Linked DNA regions of Homo sapiens: region 1 is linked to region 2. The links are chromatin contacts, found by Hi-C or POLR2A ChIA-PET in ENCODE. All regions are on one chromosome and are shown on one strand. The core of a region is the stretch at or near the end of the contact, and the rest is flanking DNA. Distances in the headings are between cores, read along the strand shown.

Region 1 (6,419 bases), core at 29-2,528, 110 kb before region 2:
CAAGAAGGAGCCAATGTGATTTTGGTTTTATCAGTGGCCTAATGGAGTTAGCAATAGTAGTGTAGTAACAATTATTGTCAGGTCAGTGAAAAGACCAACATTCCACATATTCTGCAATGTAACTGTTAGTAAATGGCTGGGAGATTTGTCCTTCATTTTGCAAATTTAGGAGAAAGATACTCACTCTTAAGTGTCGCCTACCGAGGGTTGAAGTTTATAGTCAGCTTTATCTGCATGAGCGTGTTATAATGCAAGGAGTATAAAGATCTGGGTTTTCTTGGAGGCGGGATTGGGTAGGGGTTAAAAGCACATGAAAAGAATTACATTTGATTCCTAATTATTAGTTACATTACCTTGGGCAAGCTCTCTGACCTCTCTGAGCATCAGCCTTCTTATTTTAAAACTGGGTGATGAAAGTGGCCCCAGAGGGTAACTGCCGAGATGGTGAAGGGATCTGTGTAGAGCAACAGCACTGTGGCAGACACGTGGTAGGTGCTCTGTGTTATTCCCTCCCATCCCCACCTCTCCCACCCCCGCTGTCCCCAAGTTGCCATCAAAACTAACAGATGTAATGTTGCTACTGATTTTTCTGGATGCGAACTTTATTCTTGAGTGGTTTTAAAGTCCAAATAATTACTTTTATACAATAAACATCATTTAAAGGATGGTCTCTTTTCTTCTTGCCTACCCATTCTCACAGATCTATTTCTCCTCCACATGGTAAAGTGGGGAAGCATGTTTTGAAATTTCTTGGGCCATAAAAAAAATTATAAAAAAGAAAAAATGAAATTTCTAGGACCACGTGCTAGAAAGAACTGCTGTGCATGACTAGAGAGGTTTGTTTCCTTTCCAAGGTCATACGGTGTTGTCTTTACCATGCTATTATTTATTTTAATTGGTTCAATAAACCAAACTGCAAAAATAAAGTTCTAGCTCTGCCTCTGCCTTGTGACCATGGCTAAGTCATGTGACCTCTTCGAGCCTAATTTCTTCAGTTGAGCAACACAGACGGAATGGTTTCTAAGGCCCTTGTGACCTTTCCGTGTTGTAATTCATAAAATCTTTATTCAGGAGCCCAGAACAGGGAGTGGCACGTGGGTCCCACTTCTCAACAGCAGAGGGCATGCTGCCCCTAGTGTGCCTGGCCATTAGGTGTTGAAAACTATCTAGTTATCTAGCCAGAAGTTGATATCCTTGATGATAGGAAGGAGCCAAGGAAATTCTGTAAATTCATGTTGTGCAAAGAACATTTCACTACGTATTTCCAGTTGTTTAGCACCTAGGTGAAGCACTCAGAAAATAGGAGATTTTGACATTCTAAGGTCCTGTAATTCTGTGAAGAACTTAATCTGTCTCCCATCTAAGTACTCCGTGCTTAGGATTGGTGTGCAAATGGGATAGAGAGGAGAACTAACATCTTTTAAGCACGTATATATCTGGAACTATGCCTGGTACATTAGGTGCATTTTCCCTATCCTCACAGAAATCCTTTGAATTGTATGTGGTTATCCTTATTTTATACAGGAAGATACTAAGGTTCAGAGAGGTTAAGTAATTTGCCCGAGGCTTCACAGTTAGAAGAGATTCAAGTTCAGGTCTTTTAACTCCGAAGTCTGCTTTCTTGCCAGGGTTCCTCTCTCTTTTCCCCAATCTTAACAATCAAGGCTGATTGCTGGGAGCAGGAGTACCTTGGGCATGGCCACACAAGGGAATTTGGCTTTCTCTGGTTCTGAAGTTCTTGTGGCCCTTGTGATTCTAGATGGAAGTGTTTCTCTGGCAAGAACTTTATATCAGTTATATTTAGCATGACATATACAAACACATACCCATGTTTTCAAATCTGAAAATTTTAGACTGGATTATTAATGTTTTTCTTTGTGGGATGCTTTTAAAGGCTACGGCAATATCTCAGTTTACATGAAGACTCAGTTCTGTAGTCAGTGGGTGAGGTGAAAATCATTAGGGCAAAATTATCTTCAAGAATCTCATGGGAAGGCATCTTGTTAGAGAGCCATGAGCTTCCTTTCTTTAAGTCCAACACAGTCAGTCTTTCCTCCCTTGTTGAAACCTGCTGAGTTTCGAAAGGTGTTCCTGTGGTGGTTTCTCATGTTGAGTTTCAAATGATACAGTTAGCTTATATTTGGGGGTATGTTCAGTGGTAATTCAAATCTTTAGACACCAGAGTCTCATTCAGCATGATGAGATACTTACAGTATTTCAGGTACTCTGAAACCTAGAACAAGAGAAGGAATAACAAATTAATGTCTATTTTGGTGCTTATTCTAACTCAGTGGTTTTCAAAACTTTACAGAATCACCTGTACGGCTTGTTAAAGCACAGTTTACTGGGTTTTACCCTCATGGTTTCTGATTCTGTAGGTCTGGGATTCAGCCAAGGGGATTGCATTTTCAGCAAGTTCTCAGGTGAAGCTGATACTGCTGGTCTGGGGACCTCACCTGGAGAACCACTGTACTAATTGAATGGAAGCAGGTGGAATCACTTATCCGTCTTCCTTTCACTGTCTGTCTGCCTTTCTTGCCCTTTCATTTTTAGGCTGAGTGGATATAGTTGAATTAGCTTAAGTTAAATTCAGGGATTGCAGCTCAGCCAACTCTTTATCCCATTGCTTAGCTTAGTACTTGGCCCAAAATAGGAATTCAATAGATTCTTGTTGAGTGAATGATTGAGTAAATTAACATGTATAATGGAAGGGTTTATAGCACATGGACATCATTATTACATACCTCGTCCATAAAAACTGCTTATTTTCCTGAAAAGTAGACAGTCTTTAGATTAGAATATCATATTTTAGGACTACATATGGTGATGATCATAGATACCAGGAAGTTTGCAGTTAGGTAAAGTTTTGAGACACTTGTGTTTTGGGACCAGTGGTATGAATGGGAACTGTGTGTGTAGATAGAGCTGGGTGCAGGAAGTCCCATCTGTTTTAGAATGACCTAGGCAAGTCTTACAGGGTCTGGTTTAGGTCAAAACTAAGCACTGTTCCTGGGAGACTGGAGCAGCGCTGGAACAGCCTATGTCTGACCCAGACTGGGTGCTGCATTCTCATTTCTGTCTTTCCAAAGCACTGAGGAATTTAGCCCCCATGATGCTAAAGGCTCAGTGAGACTCTGTGCTGCAGGGTAAATCTGTAAATTCAGATTGTTGTACATGAATCTTACCATGTTATAGTATTTGATAATTACATTTTAAATAGTAAGTTAAAAAATCTCAAAGGGTAAAAAGAAATCTCAAAAATATATTTAAAATTCCGTTTAAGAAATCATTTTCTTATGTAGCCAAAACAATATGAACACTTTTGACAAAATGAACAAGTCTTTAGGTCAAATTGAGTATTCCTTTTCTGAAATGCTTAGGACCAGAAGCATTTCAGATTTTGGATTTTTTTTTGGATTTTTTTTTTTGATTTTGTAATAGTCATATTATGGTTACTGACTGAATATACCTAATCTGAAAATCCAAAATTTGAAATACTCTAATGAGCCTTTCCCTTGAGTATCATGTTGGTGCTCAAAAGTTTCAGATTTGGAGCATTTGGATTTTGGATTTTTGGATTAGGGATGCTCAACCTGTATCATTTAATAACTAGTCCATATTAAAATTACACATTTGTCCCTACATCATTGTGTATATCTTGTTTGTTCAAACTAGGATCCAATCCAGGGTCATGTATTATGTCTGGTTATTATGTTCCTTAAAATTCATTTAATCTAAAATAGTCCTTTCTCATGATATTGCCTTGTCAATTGTCTTGTAAAATGTTCTACCTTCAGTATCTGTTGTCCCTTTGAAATATCTTCAACTTGCTCTTTTACCTTTATATTTCCTGGAACCTGGAAATTAGATCTAAAGGCTGGATTAAGATGAAATGAAACATTTTCGGCAGGAATACGTCATAGGTGATATGTGCTTCATGTTGTGCCACATGAGGAGATACATAATCCCTGCGTGCTCTACCATTGATGATACTAACAAAATTAATTACTAGATTAAAGTGATAGCAGCCTGATCCTTCCATTGTAGTTATGTTTTCCCCTTGTGACAAGCGAGTATTCTCTATTGTATTACTTTGATACTATATGAATGTTCATTTTCATATTATTCATTTTCCTAATGCTTTTAACACCAATTGATAATTCTTGCCTGAATCAGTAACTTTACAGAACTGTCATATTCTAATTCTGTCATTCCTTCCACATTAGCTGACATTTGACTAAACACAGCTCTTCTTTATTAACTGGGACTATTCGTAGCCATCAAACACAGTTCTGTTGGACAGGCAGGTTAAATGTTGAATTTTTTACTTTTTAATTCCCAATTTCAGAGTAAGAGTTGATTTAATAAACAAATGGTGGCAAATGAACCTTTTCCTTTCTTTCCTTTTTAGAAATATTTTTGTGGACTAATGGAGTTTCATGAATTGAATGTTTCAATTAACTACAGTCATTATTCTTTTTATGTTTAATTTGTTTTTGTTTTACGTTCAATTTATTAAAATGATTGCCAGTGATAGTTCCTTGTGGTTGGTTCCTATCTTCTTTAAATATAACTCTCCATTAATTGTGAGCACTTTCTTGCTTCCTTGCACAGCAAAATGCATAAGCTTATCTTGCAGCTTCCTTGTCCCAAATGTCAATCAGCCACTTCACTAATAAGCCCTAATTTCTTTTGGTGGGAATGATATAGACATGAAATTCTTGTAACTTAGAATATCTATGGTGTGCTGGGGTGACAAGGTTTATGGACCTTTTCAGTAGTCTATTTAGTTCATGAATTTTTAATATTGAAAGTTTGTACAATGAAAATTCAGATAGTAATGGAAAACTGTATTTTGAAAAATAATGGGATGTATTATATACTTAAAAATTGCTAAGGGAGTAGATTTTAAGTGGTCTTATCACAAAAAATGATAAATATATGAGGTAATGCTTATGTTAATTAGCTCAATTTAGCCATTCTACAGCATATACGTATTTCAGAACATCATGTTATATACACCATACGTAAAATTTTATTTGCCAATTAAAAATGCATTAAAAATTAAAAAAGGGTTCACATTGTATTTACAATTCAATTTTAACATTATGTTTTTAAGTAGCTATTTGATTTTATAATTGTATTTTTTCTTTTACATTGAAAATCTTGATCACCAATAGCAAATATTACTTTATTTTATAATATAAGGAAATGATTTCAAAATAATAATATCGATATTACTATTAATAATAAAACAGTGAAGTTTAAAATTTCTTGTGATTATTTTTGTAGTAGAGATTGATTTTAATGGAAGAATTAATTACCTTTATGTTGATCTCATTTTATTACTTTCCTTTGAAATATGTTTTGTTTTGTTTTTATCACAGGTTGATCATTTTGGATTTAATACTGTGAAAACTTTTAATCAGCGGTACCTAGTAGCTGATAAATACTGGAAGAAAAATGGTGGATCAATACTTTTCTACACTGGTAATGAAGGGGACATTATCTGGTTTTGTAATAACACGGTATGTGCAGATTCATGAAATTCCAGTGCTCAATTTGACTTTTATTATGATAACTTGGAAGAAATGTTTTGCAATATGTATGACCAAACATTGCTGTTCTTAATTGTAAAGTTCTGTAAAAAATAACAAAAAAATTAACACACTAATAATAGAAAAATAGCAAAAGCACATGAATAGGAAGTTCATAAAAGAATTAAATACAGATATCCAATAAGTCTGCATATTCAGCTTTAAAGAATTACAAATGAAAAGAATAATGTACAATTTTTGGAGAATTGAATTATTTTATTTTATTGTATTTTTCATGGACTGCCTGAACATCCCAGAGAATTGAATTTTGCAAGTTTTTTGTTTTTGTTTTGCTTTGTTTTGTTTATAAAATCTCAGCTTGTTTCTAGAGTGAACAAGCATATAAGGGAAACGGATAAGAATGTTACTGTGTATAGTTTATTTTGATTATGGTCTCTAGAAGGTAAAAACAAGGGTGGGAATTTTTGTATGTTTAGTGTTATATTGTCAGTGTCCAGGACATATAGAAGGTGATATATGTCTGTTAAATGAATGAATGAATAAAACCTAAACAAAGCCAGTGCAAATGAGAAAAAAATATACAAATAGGAATGGGAAAAGGTAAAGTTGTAGTTACATTTTAGTTTAGCTTTCCTGTTCTACCATTTTCTTTTATTTGTGAGGGTTAAAAGTAGTATATAGCCTGTTAGCTTGCTTCCCTGACTATATTTTCTATCACCTTTTATAATGCCGAAATCCATTAACAAAACTTAATTTGGAAAGATATGTGAAAGGAAGAAATGCTCCTTTTCAATGTGTCAGTGCTGTGACTAGGAAATGTCAACTTTCTACCAAAAAGCTAGTTGTGAACTACCTTAAAGT
Region 2 (6,260 bases), core at 1,003-3,502:
CTCAGGATACCTTCTTTCCTTTCCTCAGAAAGATTATACACTGTTTAAAATAAAGGGCTTTTTTTTCACTCTATGCTATAAGAATGTTCTGAACCTTATGGAAGCATCCTTTCTCTCATGGTTTAATTTTGATCATCCTCCTTCTCCCAGTCGTTTTTCTCTATACAAGCTATAACATACCAACAATCTCCTTAACTTGTGGTATGACCGTAGACCAATCAGTGCAGATCTGGAAAGTCCTCTTATCTCCCATTTTATAAGGCTAAATGTCTTTTGAATAGGTTGATGATTATTTATGTAGGCATAAGTCATGACTGGAAGAATGCATTTGAATGGCTGATGCCATATGCAGAAGGTGGACTGGTCATATATGCATTTTCTAATGAGTATTCTCCCCACAGCTAAATGTCAAACTGTAATTAAGTGCACAGAATTCACACAGAATGGCATAACTATTCTATAGTCTGGCAATTTTTAATGTAAGATGAATAAAACTTTATGTGTTGCTCTGATGAAGAGGAAGACTCTGATAACCATTAGGGTAGATTTGGACATAGTCTATCCCAGAAGTTGTCACAGGCAGCAGTTTTGCTATAAATCCAGAATTTTATGTTGTGGAGGGCCCATGATTTATACTGGTCAACTGTGACTCATTTATGGTAGATAGATGCAGGATAAAACAATACTATTTAGTGGATCATCATAGTTACTATTAAAAATAAAGACATGCATGTACGATTTTTTCAATTTTAGAGTATTTTCAAGGTGACTTTAAATTGCCTGATGCTGCATCCTAGAAACTAAATCGATGGCTTAGAATTCAAAAAATGAAGTGGGTTCTAGAAAGAGAGCATACAGTTTCTTAGGAAGGAAGTTTTGCTTTTTCGATAGAGCTTTGCAACTGAAAATTTGTATTTGGATTCCAGTGACCCTGAACAATGAGGGTGGAAGTGGGTCTTTATTTTTTTCACGCTGCTTTTCAGATTTCTCCTTAAATTCTCTGTGATAACTGACTGTCATTTTTGATGTTAAAAACATTCTTAAAGATGAAAGCCAGAAAAGACCTTGACTAGGGTAATGAAATCTGTAATACACCCTGGAACAGACTATATAAAGATTTGAAGACAGACGAAGTACAGAAAGGCATGTTAAGAAGAATTCCCAGCTCATGGCAGCTTAGTGGAGAAAAGCTAAGATCACCATATGGTTATTTTTTCTGCCAAAGCACAGTGGCTTTTGCTTCTTGCACATACGAGTTATTGGAAATCATAGCATTTCAGCATACACTAGTGAAAGTTCTATCTCACCATGCTAAGAAGTTATAACTTAGAAGAGGAAGTTGAAGAGAAAATTCTTCAGAGGATTTACACCTACTTGTGAAAATCTCAAATCTAAAAGAGAGGCTACTGAGTCAGATTTCAGAGCAAAATACTCACATCAAATATAGCTCTGATTTGTAGTGTATGAAGAAAGAACTGGTTTTCCTCTGAGAGATATTTCTTATCCCTGACTGAAACAGCAGAGAAACTGAAAAGAATGGCCTTTGGTCCTTCAAATGTTCAAAGAATGAAAGTGAAAGCCTAGTCTTAAACAAAATATTAAAAAAAATTTTTTTAACCAATACTTCTTGTGGCATGTAACAGAGTCTCCTCCTATCTCCTTCTCAAAATTAGATCATTCGTCCATATCCTCTAAGAGCCTAAGATTCACTTTGGGATGACTCTGGTGAACAAAAAGCAAGCACTACCTCAAGCCTGCAATTCTGAGCTTTTATGTCTCATTGCCTGTCACAGGGAAGCTTCCTGGACATTTTAGATTTTTTTATAAACTGCAATTCAATAAAAATGAAGATTTTCCTTTTAGGTCACCATTTCTTCTGGCAGACTGAGCCTAAAGTGCACTTTATTTCCCTTTAATTTAACAGCTCCAGCAGCTTTTCCAGTTAAATCGACTGTTCATTATTGAGCCCCATTTAGGAAGGGGCTGTGCAGTGCAGTTTAATGAATCCTTGGCACAAAGCTCCCTTTCAGGACTGGGAAAGAATAGGGGCTGTTCAGGCCCTGTAGGGCTGTATGTCAAAGCCAGCCCATAATGCCTGTCAGCCAAGGGCAGAAATTCCCACTGATATAAGAATGTGCAAGAAATCAACTTTCACCACCGACGAGCAGATTAAGACACGATCAGGAAATGAGACTGTAGGTTTAGAACAGTGACACCTGTTTGAAGAGAGCGATTTTCCCATCCCTTGATCACTGAGTGGCTGGAGTGGGGGCTGGGCGAAGCTGCAGCACAGCCAAGCCCTCAAAGCCCTCCAGGTCCTCTGAGAGGGGAAGGAAAGACAGTGGGTGGGGGCATCTTTGAGCTAAACTCCATGCTAAGTGCCTTAACAAACTTTTTCTACTTTAATTCTTATAACAAGCTATGAGGATTATTTGCATATGACAGGGGAGGAAACTGAAGCTCAGGTGCTTTCATTTCTGGTTCAAGGTTACACTGCTAATTGGCCACTAAATGGCAACGATGGGATGCAGCATAGACCTGTTTGGCTCTAGGATGTCTGTCTTTTCCAGAGCTCTGAACTGAGGTTCATCAAATAAATGTGATCCTTTAGAAATAGCTGTACTTTAAAATTCTTAATTGTGCGGGGTATGCACTGAATGTGTATGTGTTGGGCACATGTGATATGTTGGGAATATCAGCACATGAGACATAGCATGATGGTATGAGGAGTGGTAGTTAAGGTACTGCCTTTACTGCTAGACCGGCCCAGGTTTGAATCTCAGCTCTGATAATGCTTATGTCTCTCAGACCTTGGGAAACTTTGGGAAAGTCCCTCTCACTAAGCCTTGGTTGTGTTATTCTTTCTCCCAACCCTGCCCCAGCCACACAGAGATCAAGGATGGTGGCTACGGTTACTCTGGTATTGCTAAGTACTCTTTGAAAGTTAAAATGGTCCAAAAGGTTTCTACAGAAGGGAGTCCTAGATGTCTTTGTGTTACATTAGTACCATGAGATTCTGAGTCCTCAAGGTGGGTGTGTGTATTGGTTTTCTTCCAGTATCATGGGGCAGATCAAGACTGTGGAAGTACGTTTTCAAAAAGGTGAAATCATGACTCTTAAGCAAATATAATATGGACCACATGTAAAAAATTGTTTAACTCATTAATTAGTAAGAGAACCACTGAAATGTTAGGACTGGTTCAAAGAACATTTAAGAAGTCAGATATATATACATATATATATATATATACATATATATATATATATACACACACACATATATATATGAAATGTTAGGAAAGTTCATTAGTTACAAAGAACTGAGATATATATCATCGTGGTCATCTGTTCCATTGACAGAAATTATTTGCATATCTACCAGAAAAAACTCTACCAAGTAAAAAATAATTGTACTAAATCTAATAGCAAGTAGTGAGAAGAATGAAATACATTCCTCTAGACAATCTTTGGCTGTTCTTTTTTCCTGTATAACATTGAAAGAATGTGGAACTAAACTTTCTGCCTCCATTCCAAGTTTTGGATAATTTTTCTGGTAACCCCCATATTTTATATGTAAATTTGGACCATCTAAAGAAAAGAAGTAATTTGTGTACATCATAGGGTTAGTTGCAAAGGCAGAAGTAAAACTCAGGTCTGCTGTCTCCTCTACATGGCTGTGAGACCACGTAGCAACCCTGTTTCTTTAAGCTAACGTTTCCACTAGAGACCAAAGAGTGAGAGGAGTTTCACTTTTCTGAGCGTAAAGAGTGAAGGGATACGCATTTTCCAGGGCAGTTTTAAACCAGTTTCAACTAAATTTAATAAGTATGCCAGTTGATCCACATCATTAAGGTAGAAATTAGGAAGTCAACCTCAGAGTTTACTTCTTGCTAATAGCATAGGGGTGATTTGGTTGCTTAGACAGGGCTCCCTGGAAACAGAGCTTGAAACGGAGAGTTGTATGCAGAAGGTTGATTGAGAAGGACTCTTAAAGGATGCATATGTACGAAGTGAGGAAGTCAAGATTGGATGAAAAGAGAAACTGACTTGTCATCAGCCTGAGCTAATCCCATGGGAAGCTCTGGAGCTGGAATGCCCTTTGGGGCCCGACTCAAGTTGAGGAAAGAGAGGTTTTGCCTTTGTATCCCTGCATCAGCCAGTCATTGGTCTCTGGTGCGCCTGGGAAGGGGTATGAATTTGGCTAATCCAGTTTCCTTCAGCAGAGGTTCAATGCTTGGTGAGGGGGCCAGCTGTAAGCCATTAGTAGCCAGCCAGCTCAGCAGCTAGGGGACGGGTTAATCAGCCCTTAGGTGGGATCTGCGCAGAGCTTCATGGTATCCACTACATTTGGCTTTTATTACAAGAATATCTGTAATAAAAATATAACAACTCAAGGGTCAACACCAATGGATGAGTAGTGAATGTCAGGAGCACTATGTTGAGAGGGGTTCTAGGCTCATCTGGGCTCAGTGGAAAGAGTGTGAAGATGGATAAGTGATGTCCATACAAGAGAGTGGAAAGTGAGGTTACATTTCTTCTTGAATTTGATGGTGGTGAAGGGTGACTACATCACACAGTTTGCCGTGAACCATCCAGGGTAATTCTAAATGATGTTACCTTGTATTCAAAAATTTCCTTGTTCAGAAGCTCGATTTTATGGACATCCTAACTAAGAGGTTCTTTTCTCTGCATCCCAGTGGAACAAGTAGCCTAGTATCTTCGGTGCATTTAGGATTTCAAAGAACACTGGCAGAGAGAAATTCCTTCAGCAACTTCTGCTTCTAACTTAGCAGCACAAAACTCCCTTTAGGCAGAGATCTACCGTTCCTGGCAATCTTCCTAGAATGGGTAAGGAGGAGGTGGAATGTGGAGACGTGAGGCAAAGTACAGGGAGAATAAAAACAGATTACAATCACAAAGAATTATTCTGTCACATGGTAAAGCAGAACTTTGCAGATATATCCATCTCTGGCCTAGCTGAAGAGGGTTGACCCTGTACTTAAAATCAGACACTCAGAAAGTTGGAAGGAAAGGTAGAGATCATCTCTTCATTTTATAGATGGAATATAGTCCAAAGTTACACTCTAGGTACTTGTGGAGTGGGGATTAGGACTCTGGTTCCTTAAGCCTCCCAGGCTAATGCTTCTTCCACTGGACCAGCACTTATTTGTCTTCTGTTCTCAAAAAAGAAATTAGTAGGATCTGTAGCAGTGACAACAACATGGAGGCAGCAATTTGGCCTCAGTTAAAAGAGAAAAATTGCTCACAGACCTGGGAGGATTTGGCAGAGAGGCTGGCAAGAAAATTGGTATATGCAAGAGGATGGGGAATTATTTTTTCCTGTGTAAACAGAGGATGGCTTCAGGTTGGGGGCCAGAGTCCCCTCTTGTGCCAGGAAAGTGACAAATGCTAAAAAGTGCTACCAAGAACAAGGCAATGTGCCACACACCATGGAATAGAAAGATAAATACACTCCTCTGCTCGGAAATCTCCAATGGCTCACCATATAAGATCAAGTCTAAGCTCCTTTCCATCAAGCATTCAAGCCACCCTTTCCAGTGTTCTCCCCCTCTACTCCCTGCCTCTCACCTCACATTCCAAACATATAGTACTATTTAAGCTACCCTGAAATTTTTCAAGAATGTATTTTTTTAAAAGTAGTTTTAGGTTTACAGCATAATTAAGACAAAAAGTTCAGAGATTTTTCATATATTCCCAGCCCCCACACATACATAGTCTCCCCCATTATCAACATCCCCCACCAGAGTGGTGCATTTGCTATAATTGATGAACCTACATTGATACATCATAATTGTCCAAAGTCCATGGTTTATTAGGGTTCACTCTTGCTGTTGTACATTTTATAAGTTTAGACAAATTAATGACATGTATCCATCATTATGCTACGATACAGAGTATTTTTACTGCCCTAAAAAACCTCTGTGCTCCACATTTTCATCCATCCCTGCCCTCCAATACCTAACAAACACTGAGGTTTTTACTACTTCCATAGCTTTACCTTTTCCAGAATGTCATATAGTTGGAATCACACAGTATGCAACCTTTTCAGATTCTTTTCTTTCACTTAGTAATATGCATTTAAGGTTCCTTCATGTCTTTTCATGGCTTGATAGCTCATTTATTTTTAGTGATAAATAATATTCCATTGTCTGGTTGTACTGTGGTTTATTTATCAATTCACCAACTAAGGGACATCTTGGTTTCTTCCAAGTTTTGGCAATTATAATTAAAGTTGCTAT

The links. Hi-C counts contacts between places; a loop is a spot of excess contacts on that map. ChIA-PET counts read pairs that join two places held with the same protein, here RNA polymerase II (POLR2A). Pooled maps may share reads with other maps.
Region 1: a pooled map shows a loop between it and region 2 (2.2-fold over the local background). The contact joins two enhancer-like sites. A Hi-C loop is called at or near these places in 1 of 50 pooled maps. POLR2A ChIA-PET finds 5 or more read pairs at or near these places in 2 of 52 experiments (Caco-2 and K562).

The regions. Positions count from the first base shown.
Region 1 is chr11:82,859,086-82,865,504 of GRCh38, reverse strand. It overlaps PRCP (prolylcarboxypeptidase), which reads left to right. Exons shown (of 9, transcript NM_005040.4): 2 at 5,388-5,528. Among named protein-coding and RNA genes, the nearest start is that of PRCP, 38 kb to the left of the region's middle. RefSeq lists an enhancer at 6,246-6,419. Within about 2 kb of position 1,278, at least 4 of the 41 ENCODE cell types and tissues checked have a DNase peak (open chromatin) inside an H3K27ac peak, as active enhancers do.
Region 2 is chr11:82,753,188-82,759,447 of GRCh38, reverse strand. No RefSeq gene overlaps it. Among named protein-coding and RNA genes, the nearest start is that of FAM181B, 22 kb to the right of the region's middle. Within about 2 kb of position 2,252, at least 2 of the 41 ENCODE cell types and tissues checked have a DNase peak (open chromatin) inside an H3K27ac peak, as active enhancers do.